2 separate regions of the Homo sapiens genome follow, and region 2 is linked to region 1. Evidence: chromatin loops called from intact Hi-C (ENCODE). Cell type or tissue: ascending aorta. All regions are shown on one strand. Each heading gives the region's core, and the rest is flanking DNA. Links, peaks and the distances in the headings are about the cores only.

Region 1 (7,826 bases), core at 2,232-6,231:
GAGCACACAGGGGAGAGCTCTACAGCAGCAAGACTGAGAGAGTCAGTGAGCATATTTTCAGTTAGCCGTGGCATCCTCCCCACCACTTTACCTTCCTTCAGTTTCGTTTACCTCTACAAAGGACCTTCGTGCTCTGTGGGAAAGTGGGTTCTATTATAAGTATGTGATTGGCAGAAGACACCCTAACCCTTTTCATCTCAACCCACATTAAATTCAAGCTTCAAATCTAGGACTTAGAGAACCAACCTCATTTACTCTTACTACTCCATCTTTCCATAGGAAGTGAGACCCTAGTTCATAGAAAAAGTATTGGCGATATGGAAGACATGAAGTTCACTCTTTAATTTGCTATTGCAGCAGATATGCAAGGTTTTCAAGTTAAATACTGTGGACATTGACTGCTATTTATTTCACTTTTACTCAGATCTCTCACTGGAACATTTCCACATACTTTCAGAGGCACAAGAACGGTGTCAAACCATTTTGGTACCTTCCAAACCAAATATATTGCAGAATAAAATATATACCAGCAGTTTGTCTCCTTTAAATTGGAAGGAAGTGGCTGATTGTAAAACCGCTGCTCAGCATTCATAAAGCATCGTCTTTTCAGGGACCTAGTGCATCATCCACTGTGTAGCCAACCTTAGTGCATGACCCAGGGAGTTACTGACCATCGTCTCCATGGGCAGATGGGGAAGGGACATTCAGGATGCCTCTTCTTCTTCTTCTTTTTTTTTTTTTAAGGCCAAACTCAGAGCCAGCTTCAGAGGAAGGTTTAGAATATAAATGCAATGTCAATAGTCTTCTGAAGATAAGAGAAACAAGCTCCATTAAACAGTTCTGTCTTTAAAAAAATTATAAACTGACTGTTTCTATTTTGTATTCATTAGAGCCTCCCTGCCCCCTCATTGTCTAAATGATACCTCATTTCACAGATGGGTACTAAGAAGACATAAAACCTTTAAAAAAGAGAACACAAAGTTGGAAGAACTTGCAGACATTGTGCAGTTTCATTGTCCCTTACTCATCCTGGCTTTCTTCATTGATTCATTTGGCACATATTTATTGTGTACTTTTGTGCTTTCTGCTTTCCTATCACTTGTTCCGTTTATTCCACATATAATAGGACTGTATAGCCTAATATTTATCAAGCATCACCAGGCTACACGCTTAATGTACGTGATGTGTTTTCACATCTGCAACCCAACAATTTTTACATATGGGGAAACTGAGGGTTAGAGAAATGTTGAAATGTGACCAATTTTATGCATATGGGAAATGACAGAGTAATTCAGAAGCAGTTTGTTTGGAGCAACCTTGTGCATAACTTTGCTCCCTGTCTTCACAAAGGAAGTAGTTGGCTTAGAAGCTCTTTGTTATAAGTAAACACTAGGATACACAGGGTTGTATTTCCCAAATCTCGGTGACTTCAAACAACACAGGTTTATTTCTCTCTCATGCTACATCTTCATCATGGGTGAGCTGAGAACTCTGCTCTGTGTGATCCTTAATTCAGGACCAGGTTGATAGAGCAGCCACTACCTTGCCATGGCAGACACAAAGCAGACACTGGCTCTTAGAGGTTTCTCCAGGATGTGGCACTTGTACCTCCTGCTTACGTATTTTTGGCTAAAGCAAGTTACATGATTACGCCTGGGATCAGAGAGTGGGGAGGTGCAATCTTACCATGTGCCTGCAGAAAAGAGAGAAAATAATGATTGTGTGTAATGGTGACAGTCTCACAGGGGAATGACTATGGGTCATGGGACTGTTGCTGGCATATTCTGAGCTTTCACATTGTGTGTTTGTACATGAAATAGTCCCAGATGTGTGCCCGATATGCTTCAATAAATTATTTCTCTTCTGCTCCTCTGAACTTGTCCATTGTCTTACCTTGGAAATGTCTAACTTTTTTCTTCTCTCAAAGCAACTCTTTTGAAGAAGTCACTATTTAAAAAAAAAAAAAAGATGAAATTTCCCCAAGTATTCTGTTATCTCACTTCTTTTATCTCTGGCAACTGATGAGTCAAGAAGAGGACCAGTGGTCAATGCCTTATAGTCAATAGGTAGGCTGTCAGCTAAAAGGAACTTGACCCTTCTTTAGTGTCATTTTTCAAATGCCTACTGTGACAATAGCAAGTGCTGCTGTCTCTTGCCTTTGTTTGCTGCCTAAAAAATGTATTCGCCCATATAAGACACGTCTTGGGAATCTGAACAGCATCTCTCAGTTTTTGAGTTAGATTCAAGAAATATTTCCTGAGCATCTACATCAGGCTAGACATGGGGATATAAAGATGAATAAAGCTTGTTCTTTGCTCCTAAGCTGCTCACATGCAAATGCGATAGGCCAGAAGTTCTCAGCTCTGGGTACATATTAGGATCCTGCGGAGCTGTAAAATGCAGGTGCTGATACCTACTCCCAATGTTTCTAATTTAATTAGTCTGGAGTGAGGTGTGGGCATCAGTATTTTTTTAAAACGCCCTGGCCAGGCATGGTGGCTCATGCCTGTAATCCCAACACCTTGGGAGACTGAGGTGGGTGGATCACTTGAGGCCAGGAGTTTGAGATCAGCCTGGGCAACATGGTGAAACCCCATCTCTACTAAAAATACAAAAATTAATTGAGTGTGGTGGTACAGACCTGTAGTCCCAGCTACTAGGGAGGCTGAGGTGGGATGATTGCCTGAGCCCGGGAAATTGAGGTTTCAGTGAGCTGTGATCATGCCACTGCACTCCAGCCTGGGCAACAGAATAAGACTCTCTCTCAAAAAAATAAAAAAAATAATTTTAAAAAACTCCCTGACTAATTCTAATGTGCAACCAGAGTTGAAAGCCACTGATTAAGATAGATATAGAAACAGATAACTTCAACATCTGTTTAAGATACTGTGTTGAGAATGGAAGCTGAAACAGAGGCAGATACATTATATTAGAATGTATTGTTCAGCTAGGTGGACATTTTACAAACATGACCTCTAATCTTCAATGTAATTCTCTCTGCTCAAAATCCTTATGATAGGCTAGGCTCAGTGGCTTACACCTGTAATCCTAGCACTTTGGGCAGTTAAGGTGGCAGGTGAGGGGAATCACTTGAAGTCAGGAGTTCAAAACCAGCCTGGCCAACACATCAAGGCCCCATTTCTACAAATAAATTTTTTTTTTAAGTTAGCCTGGTGCGGTTACACGCACCCATAGTCCCAGCTACTTAGAAGGCTGAGGCAGGAGGATTGGTTGATCCCGGGAGGCTGAGGCTGCAGTGAACTATGATGGCACCATGGCACTCCAGCGTGGGCAATGGAGCAAGATCCTGTCTCAAAAAGAAGAAAAAAATTCCTTATCCTCATTTTATAGATGAAAAAACCAATGCCCAGGGAGCTTATGTCATTTGCCTAAAGTTACACAGCTAGCAAGTGTTAGAGCCAAATTCAGACTTAGGACTGTCTGGCTCCAAACCCACAGACCAACCAAATAGTTGCTCTTTTTCCAAAGTAGACTGCACTCATACACTATTTTCCTAAAGAACATAAATGAAAGTTGTGCAAAGGTTGGTCTGCTGCATTTGTTTCATTCTTGATTACATTCTCTGTTCCTTAGTTGTGTCTCCTGACATTTCCTTTGCTCCTTCTCCAACATTCAAGCTCACATTCTTAGAGTTATGGGGGAGAAGAACATAGTGGCGAGGTATCTTAAGTTCAATTCTAGAGCAATTAGCTCATCATCTTGGCTCTTCATGCTATTACGCTATTTCCCCCGGAGCCGGGTATAATCGAAGTTCCTCCTACTTGTTGTGTAACTGACCTGCTAAGTCGAGCTGTGAGCCAAGTCTGTCTGGATCACGTAAGCTTGCAGAGAGAACTGAGCCAAGTACTTCCAAAACAAACCTCGTTAAACAAAAGCGGAGTGTGGTCGAGCCGGACACACAGGGTGGAGGGTTCAGAAGACCGTCTGCCAGTCTCGAAAGCAATGTGGGGTCTGTGACATTAAACGTCCAAGGGCAGTTGAGCTGGAGGGATGGATTCACCTTTACAGATGAATCTGGAAACCAGTGAGAATGATTCTGCATGATTAGGAATAATAACCTGGAAAATCATTGCCAAATTACTTCCTTTTAGTGAAATATCTTCGATTTTTCTGAAACCCTTAGTCAATCAAGACCCCAGCTCGTGCCTGTTCATCACGCTTAAAGAAAAATAAAAATGAGTCTGGCAGTAGTGACTAGAACTTCAGATGGTTAGGTCTCATTTAGTTTTGCAGGAGTGTGGAAAATTGAGTCAGAAATCTTAGTCTCTATTCATTTCCATCCTTCCCTTAACACAGTGAAAATCTTGGGCAAGCCCTTTACATTTTTTGTTTCTTAATTCTATCCTGTTTTATAAAGGAAAGCATCACATAAATTGCCTTCCTTGTACCTCCTAATAGGTCCCTAGAGATTATGATGAAAACTAGAAAGGTGCTCATATCTTGAGTTCTTCAAGAGAGAGGAACCAAGAGGCTCTATTGTGAATATCAAAACAGAATTTAATTTGCTTTCTCTCTACGTTCACCCTTTTTCTGAGAAGCCTGTTGGTGTATCTGAAGCCACATGTCTGACATGCACCACTGTGTCACAGCACTTAGCACAGTGCCTGTCAACAGGGAGGCACTCAGTAACTATCTGTGACTTCTGTGCCTGTTATTATCTGTCCTCATCTCACCCCCCAACTCTCCATCTCCCTATGCCACAACCAAACTGCTATTTCATAGATGGTAGGAAGAGCTTCAAGCTCCACTGGTTGAGGAGAAAAAAAAAATTGATTTAAGTCACAGAGCAGACACCAGAATAGAGAGATGCTGTGTGTGGATAAGACAGGAGCATCTGCATGTTGATACCCAGCTGCTCAACAGGCTGGTCTCCAACTGAGAGTTGGGCCAACGATGAGTGTCAGTAAATTGCCTCTGCACCTCTAGAGCCTGAAATTCCTGCTTTCCAAAAGTCAACAGGAGGGTAATTTGGTAGGCATCCAGACTCATCCTTTCCACAAAGTCTCTCTGCACCTCCCACCAGGGAAAATTTGGCTCCAGTCCTCCCCGCAGCCTCCAGTTCAGCTTCCAGCACAGTGGGCCAGCCGGGGCCGTCAGAAGCAGAACGGGGACTAAACGCTGCGGCAAGCTGGAGAAGGACCAGTTCCAGGGGCAGGATCTGGACAGGGCCATGCCTCACTGATCACCCTTTGGCCAAGTACCCCAAATTGAAGCAGTGGAAGGCAAGGGGTATCCAGGCTGACCTCTCCAAACCTTAGTCATGTTCTCATGGATGATGTGACTGGGTCAATCAAAACTTTTTTCCTCGCAGCTGTGCCTGTGACTATCTGTAGCAACCAACTTTCCTTTATGTATATATGTTTTCCTATATGTATATGTTTTCCATAAAGACAGTGTGTTCTGACTAGCTATAAACTATCCATTATTAGGTGAGACAAGTGAATATTGTTTTGTATGAACCAGGCAGGTAACCCAAGGATGTCTACCTCTCAGCTCCCTTTTCCACAGCTCCCAGGTACAGGGAGGGCCCTGGGGACACTGGGAGAACAGTCCCCACTCAATCAGATCACCAGGGCAAGAGCACAGACATGGCATTATCTCCAGAGGGGTAGGTGGTAGAACATTAGAATAGAAAAGTTTATCAGTCTCTCCAACCTCTGATATGGACCAGAAAGAGCTGACAGCCTAATTTATCATCATGGTAGAATTTTATGCCCTCAAATAATTGCTAGTAACCTGGATCTTCCACTGGAAAAATAAAATCAACCCAAAAATATAGGCTCCAGATTACCATGACCCCAGCATTTGAGTGATGACATTGAGCCTTTGGGTCAGGTTTGGAGGTGAGTCTTGAGAGAGAAGGAAAGTTCTTTTGAAGGGGTGCTTATTGGAAAGCCTAGTGCAATCATGCTAGCTGCCCAAGCTAATTGTAAAATTTCAGATTTATTGTGTTCAGCAGAAATACAGCCTGTACATTTGAAATATTATCCAAATGACCTGGCTTCAACTTAGAAATCTTACATGAATTGAAACAAGTGAATTAGGGAGACCTCTTGCCTTCAGCCCTAAAGGGTCTGTGGGAGGTAAGTCAAGAACCATTTATAATAGTGATAAAATACTATATTTAAGGCTGTAAAAATTTGGCATGCAAGAACTCAGCTCAGAAGTAAATTCATCTTATGTGCTCGGCAAAGGAGCAACTGGAAAGTTTTACAAATGGGAAGTTTGACCTACTGAGATTTTAAAGATAAATTATGTCAATTATTCCTTGAGAGTGAGTACGGTCATTTACCCCCTTGAATGTTGAAATGGAAATCCGAACCATGAAGTCAGTAACAACTTCACTTTGCCATGGTGCACGTGGCTAATGACAGTTACCCAAAGCCATTGTCCAACTGTCACATCATGTGCCCAAATGTGCATTAGTGGGATGGGCCACTTGGGACCCTAGCAAGCAACCAGGGAGAGCATCAGAGCTATGCCCAATTAACAAACACCTCATATGATGGCGCATGATGCTTTTACTCTGCCAAGAAGCCAGTGATCCTTTCCTTGGGAATTCTATAATATGTCTGTCTGAAGCTAGAACTAGTAGATAATGCTTGATGACTGACAGATGTGTACTTTTTTCAAAAGAGCCTTATTAACTTTAGTCTCCTGCACATCTCTGGCCTCAGTGTCTACCTCTTGTTCCTCACCTCCCTCTCCAGCTACACTGCAGGGCCCTAGTCATGATTGCTGTAGCCCATTCTTGCCCCAGGGCCCTGCACTAGCTATTCCCTCTACTTGGAATGTTTTTCCCAAGATACCAATGTGGCTGGGTCCTTCCTGTCATCACATCTCAGTTTAAATGTCAGCTCCTAAGAGGCTTATCCTCAGCACCCAATTCAGCCTCCCTCCCTCTCTGTCTACACTACACACACACACACACACACACACACACACACTCACTTCAGTCATCCTACTTTAATTCTAGCAGATCAGATATAAGTATCTGATATTTTGATGTTTTATTGACTTTTAATATCTGTGTGTCGTATTTCTTCCCTCACTTAAAATGTAACTTCCAGGCAGGCAGAGACTTGATCGATTCTATTTACTGTTGTTTCATCAGCTCCTTGAATCATGCTTACCACATGCAGGTAAGCATATGGTTGAACATGCTTGGTTGAACATCCATAATGTTCAACCAAGTCAATGTCAGCGTCCTCACAGGTAAATCTATGGTGAATGATTTGAAAGCGCCCTTGTGGAGCATGGAAGAGCCATACTTCAGTCTCAGGGCTCACCTCAGGTGAGTCGTTTCAACCCAGTCTATGGGTCTCCCTCCCTCATCTGGAAGCAGAGGGGACTGGACTGGACCAGTGGCCCAAATCAGCAGCTTGCCGCCTCTCTTCTGTGAAGCCCTTTCTCTTCCTCACCATCCACTTCTCCCTATTTAGCCAGGACAGCTTTGCTTTCATCTTGTTAGGTGTATTTGATTTTTCATAAGTTTTCATTTGGTAAAGGATTCTGCTGCTAAAGTAAAATTTTAAATCTCCCAGCTTAGATAAATCCTTCTGTTAGAAATTAATCCTGGCTCAGCTGTAAGAGGCTAGTTGTGTGCTTTGGGGAAACTCACTTAAGCCTCAGACTCCTCATGTAAATGGAGGATAATTTCCATATCTGTCTCACAGTATTGGTGGGAGTATTAAATGAGATAATCCATCTGTAGTAGGCAGAATAATAGGCCCCCAAAAGATGTCCATGCTCAAATCCTCAGAGCCTATGAATATGTAACCCTACACAGCAAGAGGACTTTGAAG
Region 2 (4,889 bases), core at 532-4,531, 140 kb before region 1:
GTAAAAACAATGCACATTTCGACTTGAGGCCTAGCGGACAGAGAAGGGATGTACTGTCCTGAACTATTCCCTATAGTGAAATAATTGTAACCAGACCCAAAGAGCAGTTACCACGGGCCTTCTGCCAGGACTGTGCATGAAAATAGCTTTGTTATGTCTACATATACACAGACAATACACTCTGTCCTCTAGTCCTTCTCAAGTTCAAATTATGTAGAAGCCAACTTTTCCTGGACTCAACTTTGTACCTTAACTAATGGTTTCAAAAACTACAGCTTCCAGAGATGTCTATTATAACTGGAAAAGCCCTGGTCAACAGGCTCATTCACCTTGGATTATCTTGAAATGTAGCCAGTGTGTTCCAACTCCTTCCCTATGTGAGAAAACTAAGAAACATGTTGGATAGTTGAGTTGCTCAGAAACTGAACTGAAGACAGAAAAGTTCTTAGGAGACTGTTACCTGCCTCTTTTTCCTTAGCTGTATTTTGAAAAATGTTATTAGTCACTAAAAACATTTTATTCTTATTACTATAATAATAAAGATTGCTTTTTCCAAAGAATAGTTGTCAGTCCTGTTGCAATCACCAGACCTTTTCCTTGTATAGCTGATCAAGTATCATTTTCAAGTGTCAAATGTTGGAAATGTCTCATGTTATAAATATCCAGTTTGTGCTGGAGCAAGGCAAGTAAACCATTTGGGAAGCCAGTGTAGTAGTGCAGGAGAGATTAGGGTAGCCTGGTCAAGGTGATGGGAATGGGGACAGAGAGAAGTGGGTAGATTTGATGTATATTTTGTAGGTATAGCCAACAGGTAATGAATTACATATGTGCCTTTGGGAAAAGCAAAAAAATCAAGATCTAGTTTCTTTGCTAAACTCAGGTAAATTGTGATATCATCTATGGAAATAGATACCCTTTATTCTCCCCATGGGATTCTGGAGATTAGAAGCTGCATAAAAATCCAGTTGTACAAGAAAGTCTCTGGGCCTACAGATTTTGCACCAAGACCTGTAGCAAATTTCTCTGGCAATTATTGACTGTCCTTGGGTACACCAGCCTCCCCATCAGCTAATTAATCTGCAAAAAGTGCCTACCCGGAGATCATGATTGCTATAAGTGACTGAGACAGTTCCCATTTTAAAAAAGTAAAAGAAAACAGAGAATATTATTTACATTATAAATTGCTCATCTGCTTCTGTGTCTTTTAATTTAAACAGAGTGTTAGCAAATTAACCTTTATGCAGTTACCCGATAAGATTGCTTAGAAACTCCACTGATGTATATTAGTGAGTTTACAAGAAATATGTGAGATTTAGTATTAAATTTAGTCTCTTGAGGGTTTGTGGATTTTACTCAATGCCAGGGAATTTTTGTTCTGATAGTGCCTATGGTAACACCCCAAATACCATCAAATATGATTTTTCTTGCTAAGAAAAAGAGAAGATGACTTTTTTAGGGTCCATTAGTTTCACATCATAGCCTGCTACTTAATCACTTTAGTCAAAGCGTATTAAAAGACTCATTGCATAATATATCATTGGATGGCTTCATCAAATATTGCTGTTTTTGTATTTGAAAATTCTCAGATTATATTCCTCTACTCTATATTTAAACATAGTTCAAACTTAATCTGTTTATGTGCCAAGTTTTCTTGGGCTGAGTTTTGAATTGATCTAGCCTATGGCTACATTGTCTTGCCCTATAATTTTTTACTTCCAGGACATTTTTGTCACATAAAAGTTAAAATTGTTTGGTGTCATTTGTTCAGAAGAGCCTAATTGTTCCTAGTGACACTGGAATCTAGTTTTTGTATTAACTGATACCAACATTCTTTTTTTCCTCTGTTTAAAAATTTATAATCATAATGCATTTTGCCATCAATAGGAGAGAAAAGTAAATAAGGAAAATAAAAATGACAGATTGAAAGCATGTCATTTTACTAACATGTAAGATTTTATTCATCCTGACATCAACAAGATGATTATGACATCTGATGTGTTGAAAGCTCCAAGCAGCACATTCATAGTGAAATAAACTGTAATACCTGGAATAGAACATGTAACACAAAAAGAAAGACATTGGATGTTTATAAGATTGCATTATTTCTTACCATCTTAGATTAAGTTTTCATTTCTCTATTCATAATTCTGAACCTTATTGAGTAAGCACCATATGTGTGACTAAGATGAAGTAAAAGTTTATGTTGTTTGCATATCACAGAAAACGCAATAAGTCTGTGACACCTGGTAGTATCATCCCTACCAGTAAAGACTGTAGTACATCAGACAGTGACATCCTGTCTGTGACCCAAAAGATTCTACTTGCCATTGTTCCCCCTTGAGTGTGGAGATGCTGCATAGTGCAAAAAGATAAAATTAAGAGATAAAATGGTGGAAAAAAACGGCAGTCAGCCTTCAATGAATGCTTTATGCCAAATACTGAGCTGAGTGTTTATATTGGTAATCTCATTTTATCCTCAAAGCAGTGCTCTAAGGTAGGCATTATCACCATATTTCCTATGTGGAAAATGAGGGTTAGGAATTCACACAGGTGATAGGTGTGGAAGGTGAATACAAGGTAATGTGACACCAGAACCCACCATTCTACCATATCACCTTTCTTTGTTAAGTACTGTAACGGGACATGGTTAATTACAAATGGGCACTATAAACCGTAAAGGGAATGAATGAGTAAATGGAGAGAAGGAACTTTCCCTACAGTTATTCAAAAGTATGGATAGGTATCTATTCAGGTATCTGTAGTTAGTGAGATATCGCGCCAACAAGTTTAAACTCTAAATCTTGATTGATTCATTCAGGAAATATTTATTGAGTCATGCTTGTTACCATAATTTCCTTATTTTGAAACAAACTTTTTTTTTCACATTTCTGAACCTGTAATACATCTTACAAGTCATAGTTGCAATGTTTAGCTAGTTTGGTATGTGCCTGGCACCGTGCTAAGAACTAGAATACATCTATGAACAAAACATGCATGGTCCTTGCCAGAGCTGCCAGGAACAGTCAAGTAAGCTGAGCACAAATGTGTGTGAGGCCTTGAACTTGGCTCCAATAGAGCCTACATTTCAGTCAAGGGAGGCAGAGATTAAAGATAATTACATCTGGCATGAAGGAAAAAATAAAACAAAGCATTATATTGTGCTAGAGGGATTGATGGTAGGGTAAGAGTAGGAAAGGATGAATAATGGCAAATAGGGAAAAGAAGTGGCAAGGCCATCAAGGAGATGACAGCATTTTTGCTGCAACTGGAGTCATAAAAGTGATTCAACTTACACTTGGTTTTTGTGAGTTTTTACTGAGTTATTGCTTTCTGGCAACGTTAAGCACATCTTACCTTTTTCGTCTAATAGAGCTTGCAATCACAACCAAGCCTTAATAGAAGGCCAAATGATAAAGAGGAATACCTGAATGATCCATAATTTTTACATTCCTATAACAAATTTAGAAACCTGCCTGTATATGATTGAAAACAGGTTGAAAACTGGCATCACTTCACAGATTAAACTTGTTCATCTAGTCAGCAAGAATGCAGTTATGTAGTCTTCAGTGAGCACTCGAATTTATTTGAAAAACTTGGTACACAACCAGGGAATGTTGGTACGAAGGAAGAGAATTCTAGTGAGATTTAAAATAGGGAGGTGAGGTCTCTCAAGGGCTCTCAGCAGAGTCTGCTTGTCATTTAGCTATTGGAAACCTTTGCGAACAACTTGGAAGAATGTCGTAGCGAGCTTCCTGGAGAGAGTATGATACAGGAGTGATCGTATTAGTCATGCTGAATTTTTATTCATTGCTCTGAATTTAGGTGCCATTGGAATTGACATCTGATAGCCTCATTTTCCATAGCAGATGTATTCAATTCTATAATTTTCATTGTGCTAAAATTCTCAAGCATTTGGGATCCCATACCTGGAATATAAAGCAATTGTTATCAGTTTGTCTGAGGAATCGTAACATTGGAAGGTTGCCCAGAAACCATCTGGCCTGTAGAGATGCTATTCAGTGAGAGTGTTCAGGGGTCACCAGGCAAAGGTGAATAACAATGGCAATGTAGGTTATTTTTAAAACAAAGGTATATTTTTTAATTTTAAAAAATAATTTTAAAGTGACTCATTCTGATTATATATACTGTTTTTGCATGACATTTTCTTACTTGTATGAAATGATGCTATCCTTACTTAGCAATGAAAGTGATGAATCTCACTTTGATTCCCAAGTTGAAAAACAATATTCCAGTCTTTGAAATCCAAAAGATTGAGAGCCTTTTTCATCACAGTGGTGCTTGCAAGCATTCTACTGATTTCATTTGCCACTAGTATCTTAGAAGCAAATAAGTATTTATTTAATACTGACAGATACCAGGAAGAGCAATCCCATGACCATTATAATCTATTATTAGCAATAGAACCATTTTTAAAATGTAGGTGTTTATTTATATGATGTATTATTTTGATAATATCTTCAAATTAATTAATATAAATTTAAATTATATTATCATCAAAATAACACATTTTACAAAACATATATATAAATCATGCAGACATGTAAATCAAATGTCTCCCTACACAGCCAACTTTAAGCATGTTTTAAGCTTTTAGTATAACTCCTAATGCTATGATGCTAGTTCCAAATATTCTTAATATATGCATGTTTACTATAAAAAATATTGCATACTTTGTCTTTAATCTGCATTTTGCTTTCCTTTCAGATCATGTTGTTCATTTTGTTGTTCCCCTCCCATTTGTTTTTTTAAACCAACCTTTTTTTTAACCAAATAATGTTTTTTCTAACCTGCAATCAAGCAAGATTAGATTAAAGAAGGTTTCAAGTTTTTGTGGGTGCTGTCTCCATTCAGTTGTTGGAAATTAGGTG

Evidence for each region. Peaks named below come from ENCODE experiments on the same cell type or tissue, not always from the same donor. Only the 100,000 strongest peaks of a DNase experiment are listed, where the experiment ranks them.
Region 2: a loop joins it to region 1, with 2.8 times the contacts of the local background. A loop is called at or near these places in 1 of 110 quality-filtered maps.

Annotation. Positions count from the first base shown.
Region 1 is chr9:76,252,521-76,260,346 of GRCh38, forward strand. The region is part of intron 24 of PCSK5 (proprotein convertase subtilisin/kexin type 5); the gene reads left to right. Among named protein-coding and RNA genes, the nearest start is that of RFK, 140 kb to the right of the region's middle. In ascending aorta, for the core only: no CTCF peak of the experiment used is centred there; DNase peaks (open chromatin) are centred at 3,471 and 3,811; H3K4me3 peaks cover 1,048 bases; H3K27ac peaks cover 3,170 bases.
Region 2 is chr9:76,114,212-76,119,100 of GRCh38, forward strand. The region is part of intron 9 of PCSK5 (proprotein convertase subtilisin/kexin type 5); the gene reads left to right. Among named protein-coding and RNA genes, the nearest start is that of PCSK5, 230 kb to the left of the region's middle. In ascending aorta, for the core only: no CTCF peak of the experiment used is centred there; a DNase peak (open chromatin) is centred at 2,970; H3K27ac peaks cover 4,000 bases.